Linked DNA regions of Homo sapiens: regions 1, 2 and 4 are each linked to region 3. A link is a loop called in an ENCODE intact Hi-C map of the cell type or tissue named here. Cell type or tissue: A673. All regions are shown on one strand. Region 1 overlaps GLIPR1 (GLI pathogenesis related 1). Region 2 has its middle 150 kb from the start of ATXN7L3B. Region 3 holds the start of GLIPR1L1 (GLIPR1 like 1). Region 4 overlaps OSBPL8 (oxysterol binding protein like 8).

The links. Peaks named below come from ENCODE experiments on the same cell type or tissue, not always from the same donor. Only the 100,000 strongest peaks of a DNase experiment are listed, where the experiment ranks them.
Region 1: a loop joins it to region 3, with 5 times the contacts of the local background. A loop is called at or near these places in 66 of 110 quality-filtered maps.
Region 2: a loop joins it to region 3, with 3 times the contacts of the local background. A loop is called at or near these places in 3 of 110 quality-filtered maps.
Region 4: it touches region 3 in a loop (4-fold over the local background); 6 of 110 quality-filtered maps call a loop at or near these places.

Annotation. Positions count from the first base shown.
Region 1 is chr12:75,503,296-75,508,295 of GRCh38, reverse strand. It overlaps GLIPR1 (GLI pathogenesis related 1), which reads right to left. Exons shown (of 6, transcript NM_006851.3): 6 at 4,433-5,000. KRR1 (KRR1 small subunit processome component) reads left to right here. Exons shown (of 10, transcript NM_007043.7): 2 at 1-22; 3 at 1,380-1,514; 4 at 1,687-1,812; 5 at 1,897-1,980; 6 at 3,042-3,098; 7 at 4,222-4,392. Among named protein-coding and RNA genes, the nearest start is that of KRR1, 5.8 kb to the left of the region's middle. In A673, a CTCF peak has its summit at 2,378 (motif pointing right); no DNase peak of the experiment used is centred here.
Region 2 is chr12:74,686,341-74,691,340 of GRCh38, reverse strand. No RefSeq gene overlaps it. Among named protein-coding and RNA genes, the nearest start is that of ATXN7L3B, 150 kb to the right of the region's middle. In A673, a CTCF peak has its summit at 2,079 (motif pointing left); a DNase peak (open chromatin) is centred at 2,080.
Region 3 is chr12:75,331,555-75,336,554 of GRCh38, reverse strand. GLIPR1L1 (GLIPR1 like 1) reads right to left here and starts at 1,885. Exons shown (of 6, transcript NM_001304964.2): 1 at 1,653-1,885. The coding sequence starts at 1,826. It also overlaps a transcript of CAPS2 not described here. RefSeq lists a silencer at 2,039-2,148. In A673, a CTCF peak has its summit at 2,064 (motif pointing left); a DNase peak (open chromatin) is centred at 2,024.
Region 4 is chr12:76,453,693-76,458,692 of GRCh38, reverse strand. The region is part of intron 3 of OSBPL8 (oxysterol binding protein like 8); the gene reads left to right. Among named protein-coding and RNA genes, the nearest start is that of OSBPL8, 100 kb to the left of the region's middle. In A673, a CTCF peak has its summit at 2,737 (motif pointing right); a DNase peak (open chromatin) is centred at 2,782.

The DNA of each region.
Region 1 (5,000 bases), 170 kb before region 3:
GCAGAAAGCCTTAAATGAACATGTATGTGTATCTTATATCAATACATTTATTTGAGACTTTGCTCTTGCTTATGCCTTTAAATGTATGTATGCTAATGCTTTTTTTTTTTTTTTAATGGTGCTAACATAGCTGGTTACTTTGGTTCCTTTGGTATTCTAAACTATTTAAGTAAGTTTTCTTCTTACCTAATGTTCATTTGTTTTAATTTTATGAGTAATAAATTACTTTGAAAAATTTACATACCTTTAATATTTTAGGAGCTTCACAACTGTCTGAAATTCACCTGTGAAGTCCCAATTTCAGTATGCCTGCTCCAGGCCATGATAGTTGTCATGTATCTGTCCCAGTCTGAGCTGAGTCATGTTTCTAATTGATTACCTTTCATCTTAAATGGAAGATGTGGATGTGTCCAACTTTTCCTTGTTTATTGCTGATGCTATGCCCCTAGATAACTGCATTTTTTTTTTCAAACTGGGGATTGAAACCCATTAGTGTATTGAGAAGTCAATTTAATGGCTATAATGAGCCTTTAGAAAATGACATATCACATGGTAAAAGTATCTTTTTTTGATATTGGCTTTGTTTGTGTGTGTGTGTATATGTATTAGGTTGTGATATAAAATGTGTTTCTAACTGTGGGACTGCTCTGGAGTTGGTTGTGCCATTGTGGGTGAAGGTGGCTCAGCAAGCTGCAGGTTGTGTTTTGTAGCTGCATCTGGGATTGAGCTCATTTTTTTTTTGTAAACTCATAGAGACTCAACCATATGTTGAATTGTTCAGCACTTAACTATGTTGAAATATTCTTGAGATTATGCTCACAAGTGAGAAAATAGCATTTTAATTCGCTTTGTTGAAATCTGTTTTTTCCTGTTGAAAGTTAATGCTTAAGTTTTCTAATCATTGCTTTTTTCTGAAACTATGATAATTTGCTTTTACTTTGTATTTAGTCCCCTAATTAGCTCGAAAAAAGTTTGAAAGGGAAAGTCAATTCTTACCCAATGGAGCAGATGGTAGACTGGAGCTGGGTCCAGAATAGGGAAGCTGTACAGCTTTACATTTTTACCTTAGTCAGATTTTAAGTATGACCTCATTTGTTTGATTTATAATTTTTAAATTAGAGGCAATCTATATTCCAGTGGGTACAAAGTATTCTAAAACCAAGGGTAAATGGTTTCAATTGCTCCAGTTTCTTATAGTCTGTAAAGTGTGAAAGTAATTGAGTATTCATTATTTATACTTAACTACCTAGCTTCTTCAGGGAAGTAATTGATAGGAATTGAGAGGTGACAGAAATTAATAGGTTGGTTAGGAGAGGCTTTATAATTATCTAAAAAAACTCATTTTTAGACAACTGCTTGTTTGCTCTTTCCTTCTGTAGCATGTTAATGCAACCCTGGACCTGATCGAAGGCAGCATGACTGTTTGTACTACAAAGAAGACTTTTGATCCATATATCATCATTAGGGCCAGAGATCTGATAAAACTGTTAGCAAGGAGTGTTTCATTTGAACAGGTAAATCTAGAATTACAGAGACTTTGCTTTGTTTGCATCAGTGTTAACCTATAACATCCCACCATCAAGTTTTCATATTTGTGCTTAGGTAACAATAGCGTGGGCCTGGAAAATGAATGTAATTGTAAAAAATGTTGATAATGTCTTCTTTTTTTTTTTTTTTTTGCAAAAGGCAGTACGAATTCTTCAGGATGATGTTGCATGTGACATCATTAAAATAGGTTCTTTAGTAAGGAATAAAGAGAGATTTGTAAAACGAAGACAACGGCTTATTGGTCCCAAAGGATCTACATTGAAGGTATTTTTTAATTAGTGGAAAACTTGAGTCTCTTCCTTAATACTTTTTCAGAGTAATGAATTTTAACTTGATCTCTTGATACAGGCATTGGAACTCTTAACTAATTGTTACATTATGGTTCAGGGAAACACAGTTTCAGCCATTGGACCTTTTAGTGGCTTAAAAGAGGTGAGAACTATGTATTATCTTCGATTCATTTTCAGCAGAGAACAAATAATTTGGTTATAATATAGTTTATTGGATAATGCTTTATAATTTTATTTCTTTAGAATGTGCTTTGATTTCCCATTAGTAAATACTTTTTATGTCATATAATTCAAGGGAATCATCATATCTGGACCCTAACATGTTTTGGCCAACCTTGGCAACTATGGAGACATCCATTTCTGAATTAGATGGTCTGCACACTATTACTCCTCCCACTATAAAATTTAAATGAGCATTAAGATCTTCAGTCTGTAGCATGTATGAACATGGTATAGTTACATATGTCCAAATGACGGGAAAATTGAGCAAAAATCCAGTTATTTGCAGTAGTGTATACAGCCAGTAGAGGTCACACTCTGAAAACTTTTCTTCAAGATGTAGTTTCTTTTGTTTGAATTTTAGTATAATGTTTAATAACTTTTCATGAACATTTTCTTTAACTTCTCAAATTACATGTGGTGAGGAAATCTGTGGAGCAAATGCTGTTTCTGTTAACTCCTTTTGGTACTATTACTGTCTGGATCTGGCTTGTGAGGTTGTGCTTCCTTTCCAGGGCCTTTAATAGTAATCCTATTGGCCTTTTTTGTCATAAATTGTCTGCTCTTTTCTCATGGAGCAATAATTAAGTATATTGAATACAATTCTTACAAGAGAGTCTTGAGGTATATGGTTTTATCTTATATTACAAATGAGAAAGCTGGAACAGGAAAGTGATTTTCCTGTATGCAGTGGCAGTCCTTGTATTCCAGCCCTCTTCCTCCTAAATCACATTGCTTTAGAGTGTTGTATTAGTTCTCTGTGCTACATTTTAGCAGTAATTGAGAAACTGTATTGTATTCAAGGGAGATTGACTGCCTTTATGAAAGATGGAGAAGCCACTCAGAGCAGTTGAAGGAACTACTTAATTATTTAATTACATTATTTAATTTGGTACCCATTACCTGATTTTTGCAGTATTAATCCTCTTCTCCATAGCTCATTAAAATCCTTGTGACTAATTCATTTTTCTTTGCAAATTTCAGGTTAGAAAAGTAGTCCTTGATACTATGAAGAATATTCATCCAATTTATAACATTAAAGTGAGTGGTAATTATATATAACTGTACCAGTGATTATCATACTTCTTTTAGCTACAGAAACCTTTCTTGAAATTAAATGTTTTATGAAATTCTAATGCACAAACAGATAAAGCAGAGCTATTTTGGGTAAATTAGGGGTAGACTTCAGCCTACTTAATTCTACCCCAGTTTTGTAGGTACTTCTTAGAAGCTCTCTGTGGAGCACAGTGTGAAAACTACTGAAGGGGATACTGTAATATGTTATATAGTTGTAATCAATGAAAGTAAGCTTCACAGAATCTGTTGTAGATCATATCAATCCAGTTTTCTTAGATTATGAACCCATGTATTTAAGGATATGATCTTTCGGAAATCTGCCTTTTTCTATTAAAATCTGGAACATCTCATGTTGCGTTAAAACCTTTTTATGAATTTAACACTCAAATTGTAGCTCCTTTGAGAGAGAACTGTTATATCCCTGTGTGCACAAAGTTTGATTATTCTTGGAAATGTAACCATGGTATATAGAACTATTTTATGATGGGTTTGTTGAGCAATCCACTTAAATTTGATGAACTTAAGTTATAAAGTCACTGTTAGATTGGGGGAAAGTGATTTTGAGTTACATTGGGATATTGGGATATTGCAGACAAAAACAAAACTATGTGTCTGATCCCTGGTTTGCATCCTCTGATGTTCCATGGTCTGAAATTTAAATGGAATAGGGAAATGTGAAAATACTGGTTTTCTGTAATCGTGAGAAAGTTTACTTTTGTCTTTTTCTGTGATATTTCAGTTGCTACTGAAAACTTCCTGCTTGCAGGGAACATCAGCTAATTAAGAGCCCTCCCTGCTTTTATAAGTGGCATTTTAAATGTTTTAATGAAATAATGGTTGAAAATTCAGTTTTATTTTTGTCTCATTTTAACAATTCTGCATTTTGTAATTAAATTTCTAATGGTTTTCTAATAATTATACATGTTTGTGATAACCTACCTTTTTGCTTATGTAATTGGTTTAATTTCACCAAAGAAACTAGGAACTGTTTCTTTTATTATTTATAGAAGCAATATTTATAATGTCTGAGTCTGACAAATGTGTGACTTTGGAAAGTAAAAATTTTTACTTTGTTGCATGACTAAAGAGCTTAATGATTAAGAGAGAGTTGGCAAAAGATTCTGAATTACGATCACAAAGTTGGGAGAGATTTTTGCCACAGTTCAAACACAAAAATGTGAATAAACGCAAGGAACCAAAGAAAAAAACTGTTAAGAAAGAATATACGCCATTCCCACCACCACAACCAGAAAGTCAGGTTAGTACTAAATGTAGAACTTCATATGAAGGAGAATCTATTTTAATGTATTTGGTCAGAAACTTTATTGAAAGTATTTCAGGTGGGATATGTGTATATATATATATTGTGTGTGTGTGTGCAGAGCTATAAGAAACTGAGGGTAAATATAAATAGGCATATTTTGAGCTGAGTGCATGGGGGTGTGCAGTGGGGCGTTCACATTGATTATAAACTGCATCCAGGAGGTTTGTGACCCTGTAGCCACTGTAAATGTTCCATGGATAAAAGTTCGTTTAGTCTGCAATACTCTTTTCTCTGATTTGGCAACATTATTGTGACTGTGTGCTCTATGGTTGTTCTTGTTCTGAAATCTTAAATTGTAAATTGTAACACCCACCGTTTTTCTAAGTTATGATTCCTTTTGTCAGGTGTCTTCTGCTTCATTTCCTTTCCCACCATGACCAGTTTCCATTTTGTTCTTGCACATCATTGTTTTGATTCATGCCCCTTTTTACTTCTGTCCCACCTTCTCAGCAAAGCTCTAAAACTTGGATCAGTCTAAAAACTTGACTTCTTCCTTGCAACGTGGCTACCAAATTAAGTTAGAGAAAGTTTTATCTTTGGAT
Region 2 (5,000 bases), 650 kb after region 3:
TCGGAAATGTATTTTTAAAAGCCTCTTGCCAGTTACACAATTCAGGAATGTTTTTCCTAAGAACCTGGGAGCCACCTCTTTGAACCATAATCACCAAAAGAGATAGTGTCTCTGTCTCCCAGCTTCTGTGGGAAAGCAGGAGCCTAACTTTGGAGGCAAGGCCCCTTGTTCCAAGTTGCAAAAGTACCTCCTGTCATAAAAATATGAGAGAGTTTGCTTTTCCCTGAGGTAATGCCAATTAGCCGACAAAGGGCAGCCCGCCTCAGCTCCCCCAACCTCAGCAGCCTCAACCTCAGCTCCTAAAAACTCTCCAGCCCTGGGTTTCACTGGAGTTGAGTTCCAACTGAGTTCTGGCCTCTCTCTCCTATTACAATCATCTTGAATAAAATCTTCCTGGCCTGTTTGACTTTGGTGCAATTTTCATTTTGACATGTGTTATAGCTCAATTATCCTAAGCTTTCATTTAGAAAGATTTTGCTGTCTTTAGATGAGATGACCACTTATTGTTTTCCTTTTTTTGTTTGTTTTATTGGGAACCTGCATAATACCCGGGATGAAATGTATCACTCCACTTTTGTCTCCCTTGTCATCTGGGAGGCACAATCTCTGACTAGATTCAGCAAGAGGTATCAGTGCAGTGAAAGAAGAGTTTTCTAACTTTCTCCTAAAGTTTCAATGATGCAGAAAAGGAAGCCAAAAGGAAGACAAAAGCAGCTCGACTTTCCTTCTTCTTCCTTACTTTTTCAATTTTTTAAATTTTTAGTTACATAAAACATCTCTAATGAGATGAAGAGATGTGTCCACTTAGTCCCCAGGACATTTAAATATTGAGATTAACACATTATCTTTATTGTAAGGATGTGGGTCACTTCTTACAAATTTTGAGAACTAAAAATAATATGCTCTTGAGAGCACACTGATTTACACTCCCATTTACATCAAAGTGAACTAGAATATTTCAAGGAGGAAAATAGTAAGATGGTAGAAATCCCTGGCTGGAACAGGAGATCATTTCAGATACTAACATAATTATACAGGTGACTTAATAAAGGTTCTCACTAAAGATTGGAAATGTGGATGAATAAAATGCGATGGATTCAAGAGGCTTTTGGAGATAGATTTGACATGAATCTGTGATTAAGTTTTGTGGGCAAGGATGAAGGAGGGAATAATTATGTCTAAAGTTTCTAGGGGTCATGGTGGATGATCATGAACAAAACAAGAGCCAGTATGTGGTATATTAGGAAGATAATTTGTTTCTAATCTTGGCTCTGCCTCAACAAATTGCATGACCTTATGAAAGTCTATTAAAATCTTGAGTCTCTGTTTATTCATTCAGTAAAGAGGTGGTATTCTTGAATAAATTAATCACTTTCACAGTGAGTGATCGCTTTCAAATCAGGGTAACAGGCATTTATCTAGCATCTAGTGTGTGGTCATTTTAGCCTGAGCATTGAGAGAGAGACAAATTAAACAAAGTACATTTATAAAGTGGAAGAATACTATTTACTCACATGATGCATTTATAAAATAATGAAGCTAGAATTATTGAAATTCAATTTTTATACTACAAATGGTAGATACTATAGAAATTTAATTATTGTAGAACAGATCAATAAAGAATTCACATTTTACATTAAAGAATCTTAAAATGCACCCATGAAAATGCTGCTTCAAAAGGTTCTAATTATGAAGAGATTATTTGAGAACTGAGGTGGATAGATAAAATAGCAACGATAATAAATTTTATAATTTTTACGACAGGGAAAGAGCAGAGCCAGTTTTAAATTCAGTTGTATCAGATTCCAAAATTCATGCATTTCAGTCTGTATCTTGTTAGGCTTCAGTATTACATAATGTACTTCAAGAGTTAAAACAGCTATTGCCTTCTTTACTTGGAGTAAAACAAATGCATTGGCCCTATTCTCAAGATTGTGTGTGATTATTTGCAACTAATATTTAAGACCAACTAACATATTATTTCAGTATAATGTTTTCGTCATTTAAGTTTTTGAAACAAATGCCAGTTAATAAGAAAAAAATTACCAGTAGAAATGTATTTAAGAATTGAGTTATGCTGCCATCTAGTGATGATTTGCTGCTGATATTGCTTGAGTATGCCAATTCCACCACCAAAAAAATCAAGTGAATTAAAGCTTTTTGTAAGTGCAAAAAGAAGGCTAACAAAACTATTAAACAGGTGAACATAGATTTGCATCACAAGGCTCACACAAATTAATGTTAGAGCAAAAATATAAAGTAATACTAAAATAATACTAATGAAAATCTTTATTTTCTTTATCTTCTGAAAAGTGTATCAGTTTACATACAAAATATAATGAAGTCCTTGAGTAGAATATCCACACCTTTTTTTTAATGGATTTTAGATTTTTCTTTTATTAGTTAAAATAAATACTCTTCATCATTTATACTTTATCTCAGTTTAGATAGATTATATTTTAAGGAAAACAGCTTCTTTCTGCCTACTGTGGAAGTGAGAATAAGAGTTAAGAACATTAAAATGAAGCAGAGAGGTGGCCTTGCGAGGGTCACAGGCAGAGAAGGAAGCAGCAAGGAGAGTGGAGAATAAAAAAGGATTTGTTCTTAAAGTCAATTTGGTGCAGTACCCAGGAGAACTCAAAAATTGATGGGGAAATGCTGCAGGAAGTCAGGGACCCCGAACAGAGGGAGTGGCTGAAGCCATGGTAGAAGGATGTGGATTGTGAAGATTTAATGGACATTTATTAGTTCCCCAAATTAATACTTTAATAATTTCTTACACCTGTCTTTACTGCAATCTCTGAACATAAATTGTGAAGATTTCATGGACACTTATCACTTCCCCAATCAATACCCTTGTGATTTCCTATGCCTGTCTTTACTTTAATTTCTTAATCCCATCATCTTCATAAGCTGAGGAGGATGTATGTCACCTCAGGACCCTGTGATGATTGCATTAACTGCACAAATTATTTGTAGAGCATGTGTGTTTGAACAATATGAAATCTGGGAACCTTGAAAAAAGAACAGGATAACAGCGATGTTCAGGGAACAAGAGAGATAACCTTAAACTCTGACTGCTAGTGAGCCGGGTGGAACAGAGCCATATTTCTCTTCTTTCAAAAGCAAATGGGAGAAATATCGCTGAATTCTTTTTCTCAGCAAGGAACATCCCTGAGAAAGAGAATGTGTCCCTGAGAGTAGGCCTCTGAAATGGCCGCTTCGGGGGCAGCCATCTTTTACGGTTGAAGCTGTAGGGATGAAATAAGCCCCAGTCTCCCGTAGCACTTCCAGGCTTATAAAGACGAGGAAATTCCCGCCTAATAAATTTTGGTCAGACTGGTTGTCTGCTCTCAAACTCTGTCTCCTGATAAGATGTTATCAATGACAATGTGTGCCCGAAACTTCATTAGCAATTTTAATTTTGCCCCGGTCCTGTGGTCCTGTGATCTTGCCCTGCCTCCATTTGCCTTGTGATATTTTATTACCTTGTGAAGCATATGATCTCTGTGACCCACACACTATTCGTACACTCCCTCCCCTTTTGAAAATTGCTAATTAAAAACTTGCTGGTTTTATGGCTTAGGGAGCATCACGGAACCTGCCAACATGTGATGTCTCCCCCGGACACCCAGCTTTAAAATTTCTCTCTTTTATACTCTGTCCCTTTATTTCTCAGACCAGCTGACACTTAGGGAAAAATAGAAAAGAACCTATGTGACTACTGGGGGTAGGTTCCCCCAATAGGGAAACTTTAAGGAAGAATCTAATAGGAACCTAGTAGCAGGGGTCTCAAGGCATTGTAACTGGTGTATTACACAAAATAAATGCACAGGATTTCAATTTCTAATAATCAAATCTGAAACTACTCTAGACCTATTAGATATAGATTCTGATTCAATTTCAGACAATCAAATCTGAAACTACTCTAGGCCTATTAGATACTGATTCTGGTTTACAGGTGATTATTATGTGATGATAGAGATCTGTAGCCTTAAAGGGTGGCATATGGAAAACAGTTGTAAGAAAAGAGGAGAAACAGGAGAGAGAGGAGATTCTGAAGCTCTAAAATACATTCAACACATTCATTTCCTTTTTCAGTGCATTGGAATTACTAACGAATGAGATGCTAAGCATTGTGTTAGGCACTGTTATATATTAAACTCCTACGTGCTGTTAAGAAATTTGTAACGGAGTCACAGAGAAAGACAGCTGTAAGTTATTTATTGAATATGCCAAATGTGGGAGGCAAAATCAGAAGAATACTACTGTTTTGTCCTCTCCTACCACTACCTACACACTCACTCTCCCGGATCTCCATGCCCAACCTCTTAGCAACATTTTGGGGAAATCCATAATTCTCTGGTAATATGGGGCTATTAACATTAGAATTCAATTAGAATTGTCCAGTTTAAAAATGTACCACAACGTATAAACTAATCTGAGTTAAAACCTACTCTCTCGCCTACTTCAGTGTTTCTTCCCCATAATCACTGGGAATCATAGAATCATAGAACTTCATATTGAAAAGGGCTTTAAAGGAAAAGAGAATGACAACTCAGCCTTTACTTGTGGCCCTGGACTCAACAGGGAGAGCAAAAGGCAGGCCCTGGAAATTTTTTTTTCTCATTTGCTCTCATTATTTGATTTCCTTTCCCATCAGCTGTTCTACTGTTGACTTCTACAGGACAGTGTTAGAAGAAGGGATGAGAGAAGTAAAAAGAAAGGCCTTTTGATTTGGCTTGTGCTATTTGTTGTTTCTTTGTTGTGGTAGGAAATCAAATGATAGCTTTCTATCACAGAAAAATGCTGGATACCTCAGAGACACCTTTCCACACTCTGTAATGTGCAAGAACTCTTTCTAATTTGTGACTTCAAATGTTTACTGTCACTCACTCTCTTGCCTATAAGCTCCAGGAGGGCAGAGACCATCTATTTTGTCACTGCTGTATACCAAACACTAATATAGTGCTCTGTGTTTGTGTTTGAGCACTGGGAAT
Region 3 (5,000 bases):
TGGTAGTTCTCCTTGTCTTAAAATCTACTTCAGTAGCCATAAATATAGCTATTCTATCTTAATTTTAGAGTTTGCATAATGTATTTTTTCCATCTTTTTACTTTAATCTATTTGTGATATGTTTCTGTTACAAAAGCATTAATCCAATCTGATAATCTTTATTTTTAATTAAAGTATGTAGTAGTCATTTGCATTTAATGTAATTTTAACATGGTTAAGTTTTAGTCTACCATTTGCTATTTTTAAATGATTCCCTCTTTGTTCTTTTGTTCCTTGTTCCTGTTTTCCAAAAATTAATCAAGGACTTTAGTATTCTACTTACTGGATTTTTAGCTCTACTTCTTTGTATATTTTTAATGGTTATCCTAGATATTAAAATATGCATTCTTAACTTCTCACGGTCCATCCAGAAATATTATTGTGATTCTTAACAATATAAGGAACTTTCAGCAGAATAATTCTATTGACACTTCACTTCATTTTTTATGCATTGGTTATAATGTGTTTAGTTTCTACATTATTATAAACTCCACAATTCATTGTTATCATATTTTGCTTTAAATAGTCAATGAGTACAAAAGAAATATAAAGAACATTTATTATATTTAACCCCACATTTACTCTTTTTTATCATACATTTACAATAAAACTCTAAAGGCATCAACCATATTAATACTAATATTAGTATTTCTGAATTCCGTTGAAGATTTATTTCTAGTTAATTTATGCCTTGGACAACCCCAAGCTGGTAAACATTATATATTAAAATATCTTAACAATTCTGCATTAAAGAGATTAGTTTATTCTTGTTTCATTTCTGATACATATTTGAATCTTTCTCCATCAAAATATAATTTTCTTATACAGTAGACTAGTACAGTTTTGAACTTATTTTAATGCCTGAGTTGTGATTTTATAATTACTTTTGTTTTCCACTGGATAGAAAAGAAGAAAGCTGGAATAGATATGAGTTATACTGTATCTACATCTGCATAGCACATAAAATAGACTAATACTATCAACGTTTATGCTCATAGTGATGCATTTATAAACAAGAAAAAGTTACAATGCAAGGGAAATTTCCAATCATACAATTCATAGTCAAGTATTTAAAATTTTGTAAATTCTATGGATTATTTAATAATCCAATGCTTTTTATGCTTATTCTTCAATAGAGTACTGTATTTTTTTCAAATAATACTACACATGAAGTGTTGTTTTGATCTTGGATTCATATGATATAAAAATAAGTAAGAGAACAAGAGAATCTCCATTCCTGGGCTATTTCTTTGGTATCTTGTATCTTGGTTGTGGGGGGTGGAAATTGCTAGCTAAAAAATGGAAGAAAGAAAACAAAATAATCCTGTGTTCAGTACTTATAACTTTAGTGGTGCAACAAAGCAACTTCCAAACACTGCTCCAGCATCCCCACCTTCCCCGCAAGAGGCAAGGAACAGCTTCAAGTCTTCCTTTCTTGTTCACTCCTATGACTCTGGAGGAGACAGCCCAACCAAGGTGTGAATTTTTTTCTTTTTAACTGCATATATGTAAAGTCCGGATTGAATTAGTACAAGTTAAGTCCGTGAAATTTATCACCCAGATACCTCAGGATGAGTCAGGGATTTAAGAGCCCAGCCCTGGTTCTTTCTCACCATGTATTTCATGTCGGCCGCGGGAGGGTTGACTTTGCCACGCCATTCGTTGTGGGCTTCTATGCAGTTGTCTATAAAGTGTGGGTCAGTGATGGATGGGATTTTGGAAGATGTAGTGGCTACCAAACACAGACCCAAGATCCATAAACAACTGAATTTATTCTTCAGAGCCATGGAAGGATGTGGAGGATGCGGAGGATGCCCTGACTGCGCGGACCAGTAACGGCTGGGGCAACCCGATTTCCCCACGCCCCCGCACCACGCTCTCCCTTGGCTCCATCCTGCCGCACAGGCTCGAGCCCAGCGCGGCTGGATCAACTTGTCAGTGTCGCTGTGGGGAAGAACAGGCAGCAGGGTTCCCCTTCCACAAAGCTCTGAGCTACAGGGGAAAGCTCTGAGTCGCCCTCTGGTGGAGGGAATTTCAACCATCCAAACTGCTTTCTGTGGATCCAATCTGTAATCTGCAGAGCGCGTCTGGATTGTAATACAGATTGCAATATGCAAGCCACACAAGTTAGGTAAAGAACAAGTGCGGGATGCTGACAATGGGCCAGTCGAGTGCAAAGCACTATATATTCGTTTCTTAGACGCAGCTTCCGTGTATAGATTTTTATTGTTCTAAATAATCTAGAATCATATTGCCACTTCCCTCAGAGATTGGGAATAGAGTAAGAATAGGCAATTCTTATACAGTGACATACAGTGATCCTAAATTATCAACTTGTCAAACATTTAATAATTTCCTTCTGTTTTTTCGTCTGAAGAGACCGAATGCTTAGATAGATAACAATAGATGCTTGGAAAATGTAGCCAAGTAGTTCCTCTTGACAAAATCTTCCCTTTTTGATAGTTTGGAACAGAGCCACTGTATGGTGACTGGTAGACTCCAAGAGTTGCTTTAATTGATACACTGAGACTGGGATGGACAGAGTACATTTGATTGTCTATTTTACCTGCAATGCAATATAAATCAACGTCATTTGGCTTAATGTTTTAAATTCATTACATCAGTTATATTGATATTCTGTAATAAACCAGCATTTTTCCCCATGACATTAATTTTTTTTAGTATTTCTATGTTTCAAATAAATACCTTTACTTAGTAATTTGAAGTTGTTTACAATGCTGTTTAATTCAAGTGAACACGTACTTACATCTGCTGAATGATCCGCCATAGTCAACCTTGACACAAAAAACAAAAACCAAAACAAACTACTTTGATGCAGCTACTATCTTTTTAAAAATAAAAAGCAGAAAATTAGATTATAAGAAAACGAAAAATGCAAGGATCCTAATGGAAATTCTACTGGGCAATAGATAATATATTTCTAGTCTACTACCAGCTAATGGAGAATTGCTGTATATACTACTTTCATATCACATACATAGTCCAAACTGAGCTTCTGATATCCCACACCCAAAGACATGAACATATATACGTGTGTGTGTGTGTGTATATGTGTGTGTGTAGGTATACAGATAGATAAATCAATACAGTTATATACATCTACATGTGTCTATATATATATGTCTCTTCCTGGATATAAAGATATCTATAGGCATATACACACATACATATACACACATACATTTATATATGTAAAGTTCTCTCTATGTATAAATCTGTTTGTATACACATATATGTGTGTGTGTCTGCCTATAGACATATATACATCTACACAGAGAGAGATACAGATGTCTATAGGCATATATACATATACATATGTTTGTATACAAAGAGAAAGAGAACTTTTAAGGAATTGGCTCACATTACAGTGGGGGGCTACAATAAAAAATCTGAAGTCCTAGGTATGGCCCAAAAGACACTACATAATCTGACCATGGCTAGTTCTCTGGCATTCTCTCCTGGCTTATTCTGCATCAGCCACATCCATCAGCTTGATAAGGATGCTCTCTCCTCAGCATCTTTGCACTTGCTGTTACTTTTGCCTGCAGTGCTCTTTATAGAGTTCCCTTCAGTGAAGTCTTCCCTGATCATTCTATATCCCCTGTCTGTCAGTGCCTATCCATTTAACCTGTTTTATTTTTCTTCATTGCATTAATTACCTCCTGAATTTATGTTATTTATTTTTTTAACATCTGCCTTCTCTATCAGATTGTAGCCTTCACCACAACAGTAGCTTTGTTTTCTTCATTGCTACATCTCTAGCACCTTGAACAGGAACTGAATCTTTAGGCTCTCAATAAAAATTGGTCGAATAAATAAATGAGTTCTCTTTAACTTTCTAATAATGTTGTATACAACTGTAAGCTTCTTGAGAGCAGAAACTATATTTTAATTGTTATATATATGTATATATACATATGAGGGGCTCAATAAATATTTTTGACTTAATCACATAAAAGGAAATGCTGGGTAAGCTTATATATTTCACTTTTTCTAACACTGGGTATATTTGAAGATAGAAGGTGTTCAGTGGATGTTTGTCAAATACATAAGTGGCTGAATGAACAAATAAATACAAAGATAAAGTAAAATATTTTCAAGTAGTAGGTACTCAGTGAATGTTGGCTGCATTAATGAATGATCAAGTAAATGAAAATTTAAAGTTGAGCTTCAAATGCAAACTCTTTTGGAACTGCAAAACAGTAAAGGTTGATAGGGATAAGGTTAATAGGGATAAAGGTTAACAGATAGCTAATTTAGTTTCATTTAGTGTATAGAGAAATTAACTGCCTGTAACAACAACAGAAATTTCATAGAGTAATGAATTTAAAGATTGGCAAAAGTAGAGTATATATAGTCAAACATAATCCAAGATTATTGCTCTTCTAAGAGACGTTTTTAATAAAATGTCTGAATTGTATACATTATGTTTTTTAGATCATGTTCCCAATGGCTTAGACAGCTATATTCAGAAATACTAAAACAATTTAGGTGTAAAAAGTCTAATTGCCAGGAATCAACAAGTGCATGTCCTAATGTTATTTTCTTGAACATCTATTTCTGGAATGGCCAAGGTTAGTTGGTGCACCAGAATTTTTAAGTTCTTTTATAACTTTTTAAAAGTTAAATTTAGGCCGGGCGCGGTGGCTCACGCCTGTAATCCCAGCACTTTGGGAGGCCGAGGGGGGCGGATCACGAGGTCAGGAGATCGAGACCATCCCGGCTAAAACGGTGAAACCCTGTCTCTACTAAAAATACAAAAAATTAGCCGGGCGTAGTGGCGGGCGCCTGTAGTCCCAGCTACTTGGGAGGCTGAGGCAGGAGAATGGCGTGAACCCGGGAGGCGGAGCTTGCAGTGAGCCGAGATCCCGCCACTGCACTCCAGCCTGGGCGACAGAGCGAGACTCCGTCTCAAAAAAAAAAAAAAGTTAAATTTAGCT
Region 4 (5,000 bases), 1.1 Mb before region 3:
ATTTTTTAGAGACAGGGGACTCACTCTGTCACCCAGGCTGGAGTACAGTAGCACGACCATAACTCATGCAACCTTGAACTTCTGGGCTCAAGGGATCTTCCTGCCACCTGAGTAGCTAGGACTCCAGGCTTGTGCCACCACACCCAATTAATTTTTGAAATTTTTTGTAAAGATGTGGTCTCACTATGTTGCCCAGGCTGGTCTTGAACTCCTGGTCTCAAGTGATCCTCCTGCCTTGGCCTCCCAGAGTGTTGGGATTACAGGTGTGAGCCACCGTGCCTAGCCCTTTTTTCATTCTTAAATGCAATAACTCAAAATATTTTATAAATATTATTTATTATACAATCATCATTAGGAGGTAGAAATCTTAAAAATAGAAAAAAGAACACAAATCTCAAAATGTTGTTTTTGATTTTCTTGAGACAGGGTTTTACTCTGACACCCAGGCTGGAGTGCAGTGGCACAATCACAGCTTACTGCAGCCACAACTTCTCCTAGACTCAAGCGATCTTCCCACCTCAGCCTCCTGAGTAGCTGGGACTACAAGCGTGTGCCCAGCTAAATTTTTTTTATTTTTATTTTTTGTAGACACAGGGTTTTCCTACATTGCCGAGGCTGGTCTTAAACTCCTGGACTCAAGCGATCCGATCCTCCTGCCTTGGCTTCCCAAAATGCTGACATTGCAGGTGTGAGCCACTGCACCAAGCTTCAAAATATTTTTATGTTTTGTTGTTCAGCCTTGTGATACTTACTTGGCATTTAATTTCAATGGATTCTTCAGTTTCTTTAATTACCTCATATATTTAGACATGGACTCAGGTGAACTGAATGGCACTGCTGAGCTTTATAAATAGAATAGCATTTTAAATATTAACTGAAATATTTTATCTTAGGAACTGGGTTTTTACAAATGGAGATCTTTTTTACTTCGAATAGAAGAAATTTACTTAAGGTTATATATTTCAAGCATATATATAAATAAAAATATACAACATAATATTAGAGATGACTTTATCATGTACTCTGCCAAGTATTAAAAGGCTGGGTCTGTATAATCATTTGTTAGAGACCATATATCTTTTAAAGTGAAGTACAGTTGACCCTTGAACAAGACAACTTTTAACTACACGAGTCCACTTCTATGTGTATTTTTAAAAATAAATATATTGGAAAATTTTTCTGAGGTTTGTGACAATTTAAAACTCACAGATGAACTGTACCTTAGAAACATAGAAAAAATAAAGGAAAGGTTAGGTATATCATGAATGCATAAAATATATGTAGGTACTAGTTTATTTTCTTACTACTTTAAAATATACACAAATCTATTACATAAGTAAAAATTTATCAAAACTTTTCACACACACCGTACACGTTGCCATTCCCAGTTGAGAAAAATGTAAACAAACATAAAGATACAATATTAAATCGTAACTACATAACATTAACTAGTACATACCGTACTACTGTAATAATTTTCTAACCACTTCCTGTTATTACTATGAGCTCAGGTGTTGCGAATATCTGCTTAAAATGCTGTGTGATGCTAATCATCTCTGTATGAAGTTATTTGCTCCAGTAAATTGCATATTGCTTTAAAAAGTCATTTCTCATCATTCTTGCCTATTTTCATCATGTTTCGTGCAATATTGTAAACCTTGAATAACGCTATGGGACCCATGTGAAGTACCACTGTTGATGCTTCGGTTGCTCCCAAGAAGCAGACAAAGGCCATGACATTACAAGAAAAAGTTTAATTGCTTAATATTTAGCTCTAGATTGAGGTCTGCAGCTGTGGTTGCTGCTATTTCAAACTGATGATTCATCTTGTAAACAGATGGCATAAACTTATGGTATCAATAAATATGGTATAGTACTGTAATTGTATTTTCTCTTATGATTTTCTTAATAACATTTTCTTTAGCTTATGTATATATTGTATTACATAATACAATATGTAATACATACAACATATACAATATGTGTTGACTCTTCGTATTATGTATAAGGCTTCCAGTCAACAGCAAACAGTAGGCTATTAGTACTTAAGTTTTTGGAGGGTCAAAAGTTAAATGCACTTTTTTTTTTTGACACGGAGTCTTGCTCTGTCACCTAGTGCAAGGACACAACCTGGGCTGCCTCAGCCTCCTGAGTAGCTGGGATTACAGGCGTGCACCACCATGCCCAGCCAATTTTGTATTTTTAGTAGAGATGGGGTTTCACCGTGTTGGCCAGGCTAGTCTCAAACTCCTGACCTCAAATAATCTGCCTGCCTCCCAAAGTGCTGGGATTACAGGTGTGAGCTACCACTCCCAGTCCCTAAATACACATTTTTGACTGCTTAAACGTCAGCTGTAATTTCTTGGTACTTGATTAGTATCATGTACTATAGAATGAAAAAAGTACGTGATCTATACTGACATTTAAATTATTGGAGTATTTAAGAAATGTATACCTTAGAAGAAAAGGAGATATAGGATTTACATACAGATTATTATTTATGACTTTAAAAAATTACTTCATCTTATTTTAGCTTCCACTTAGATTAAAGGCAAACTTTGAAACTTGTAAAATTCTTCAAATTTTATATTGATGAGTTGAATTCAGAAGGTAAAAATGTTTTTGATTCATGTTCTCCTTAGATGCAGCAGATATGTTAATTATATTAACTATTTCAGTGTGATTTCTACTAAAGATGAGTAATGTGAGTAGCAAAGCAGGTTGCTTTACTTCCACTTGAAGTAGAAACAGCAGAGGGCACTGTAATGTTATCTTTGGTAGGTGAGACGGTGAAACTGCACTGGAGTCACACAGTGATTCATTTGCCAAATATCTATTCAGTCATTTAGAGAGTATTTAGTGAGTATCAGTTATATGCCAAGGGATACAGAAAAAAAGTCACTGTCCCTCTTAAACTTATGTTTGAATAGTCTACTATTATGTAACTGATGTAGGAAATCATAATGATTTTTATATTCCCTAGCCTCTTTTGTCTGTATAGTTGTTAATGCTTGTGAATGGGGTGAGGGAAAATAAATAGAAACATGGGCTTTCTGGTTTTTTTGGTAAAGAGGTGCACTCTGTATACTGCTGTTTCTGCATATTCTTGTTACTTCACGGCTATCAAAATCATGTAGTAATACTTCCATCGAAAATGGATTAGAAAGGGTGAATAGAGCTAACTTTACAGTTCAGGCTGTTTTAAAGTTATTCAAGACATGGACACCTATGTTTTACTGACAGAATGCTAAAACCTACATTAATTCTGCTAGTGGTTCTTATAAAGTATTTTAAATTAGCATTAAATGTTCTGTCTGATACATACAAAAGAATATGTGTCATATGTAAATGAGAGCATAATTATACAATGAGCCCTTATTGAGCTATCACTCAGCTTAAGAACTAGAATCTTCCATGTACCTTAGGTCTTTCTGCTGCTTTTTTTTTTTTTAGATAGAGTCTCGCTCTGTCGCCCAGACTGGAGTGCAGTGGTGCAATCTCGGCTCACTGCAAGCTCCGCCTCCCGGGTTCACGCCATTCTCTTGCCTCAGCCTCCGAAGTAGCTGGGACTACAGGTGCCCACCAACACGCCCAGCTAATTTTTTTTTTTTTTGTATTTTTTAGTGGAGACGAGGTTTCACCGTGTTAGCCAGGATGGTCTCAATCTCCTGACCTCGTGATCCACCAGCCTCGGCCTCCCAGAGTGCTGGGATTACAGGCTTGAGCCACCGCGCCCGGCCTCTGCTGCTTTTTTATCCCTGAGCCTGCCCCAAGAGGGCATGACTAGGTTGTATTTTTTTCTTTTTATTATTCTTTGCTTTTTAAAAAGTCTTTTTTTTATTGTTTTTTACTCATGTATGTATCACTAGATTTTGCTTGGTTTTCAATTTTAAAAGAATGGTGTCATGGTTTATATAATTTTCTAGGACTTGCTGTTTGTAGTTACCTTTTTTTTTTTTTTTTAATTTTTTAAAGAGACAGGGTCTTGCTCTGTTGCCCACACTAGGGTGCATTGGTGTTATCACAGCTTACTGCAGCTTTGAACACCTGGGCTCAAGTGATGCTCCCACCTCAGCCTCCCTAGTAGCTGGGACTACAGATGCCTGCTATGCTAGGATTACAGTGTGAGCTACCACGCCCAGCTAACTTTTTTTAATTTTTATTTCTTTTAGAGATAGGTCTTGCTATGTTGTCTAGGCTGGTCTTGAACTCCTGGCCTCAAGCAATCCTCCCACCTCAGCCTCCTGAGTAGCTGGGATTATAGATGCAAGCCGTTGTGCCTGGCTGTAATTAACATTTTACTTTTAATATTCAATCATGTCGTTTGTTATAGAACTAGATCATTCCTTTTTAGTGCTATATACTATTTCATTATATGGATATGCCAGAATTTATTAAAATTCATTTTTCAATTGATGAATATGTTGTTTGGTTTTTGCTATTATGAACAGTGTTGCTATGAACATTCTTATTCTTGTCTCTTGGTATATACCTGTAAAAGTTTTTCTAGATCCAAGAGTGGAATTGTTGGACCCACAGGGTATTCAGTTTTATATAAGAAGCTCACATTGTTTTCCAAAGTGCTTGTATCAACTTATACTCCATTAACAGTGCTTAAGACATCTCGATGATCCCATCCTCATCAGTATTTGGTATTATCAGACATTAATTTTTGTTAATTTTACTGAGTATAAAATATTTATTATTTTGATTTGTATTTGCCTCATTACTAAAAAAGGATGAACATCTTTTCATACATTTATTGCCCATTTGCATTTTTCTTTTGTGAATCACTGTTCAAGTCTTTGCCCTATTTTGCTATTATGATGTTCTTTTTCTAATGATTTATTGAAGTTTTTTTTTAAGAACATTCTAGGTACCAACCTTTTGTTAATTATGGGTGTTGCAAATATCTTATTTTGTGCCTTTTCAGTTTATGATACCTTTAAATAAATTTATACTTTTAATATTGAACTTACTGATTTTTTAATTTTTGGGTT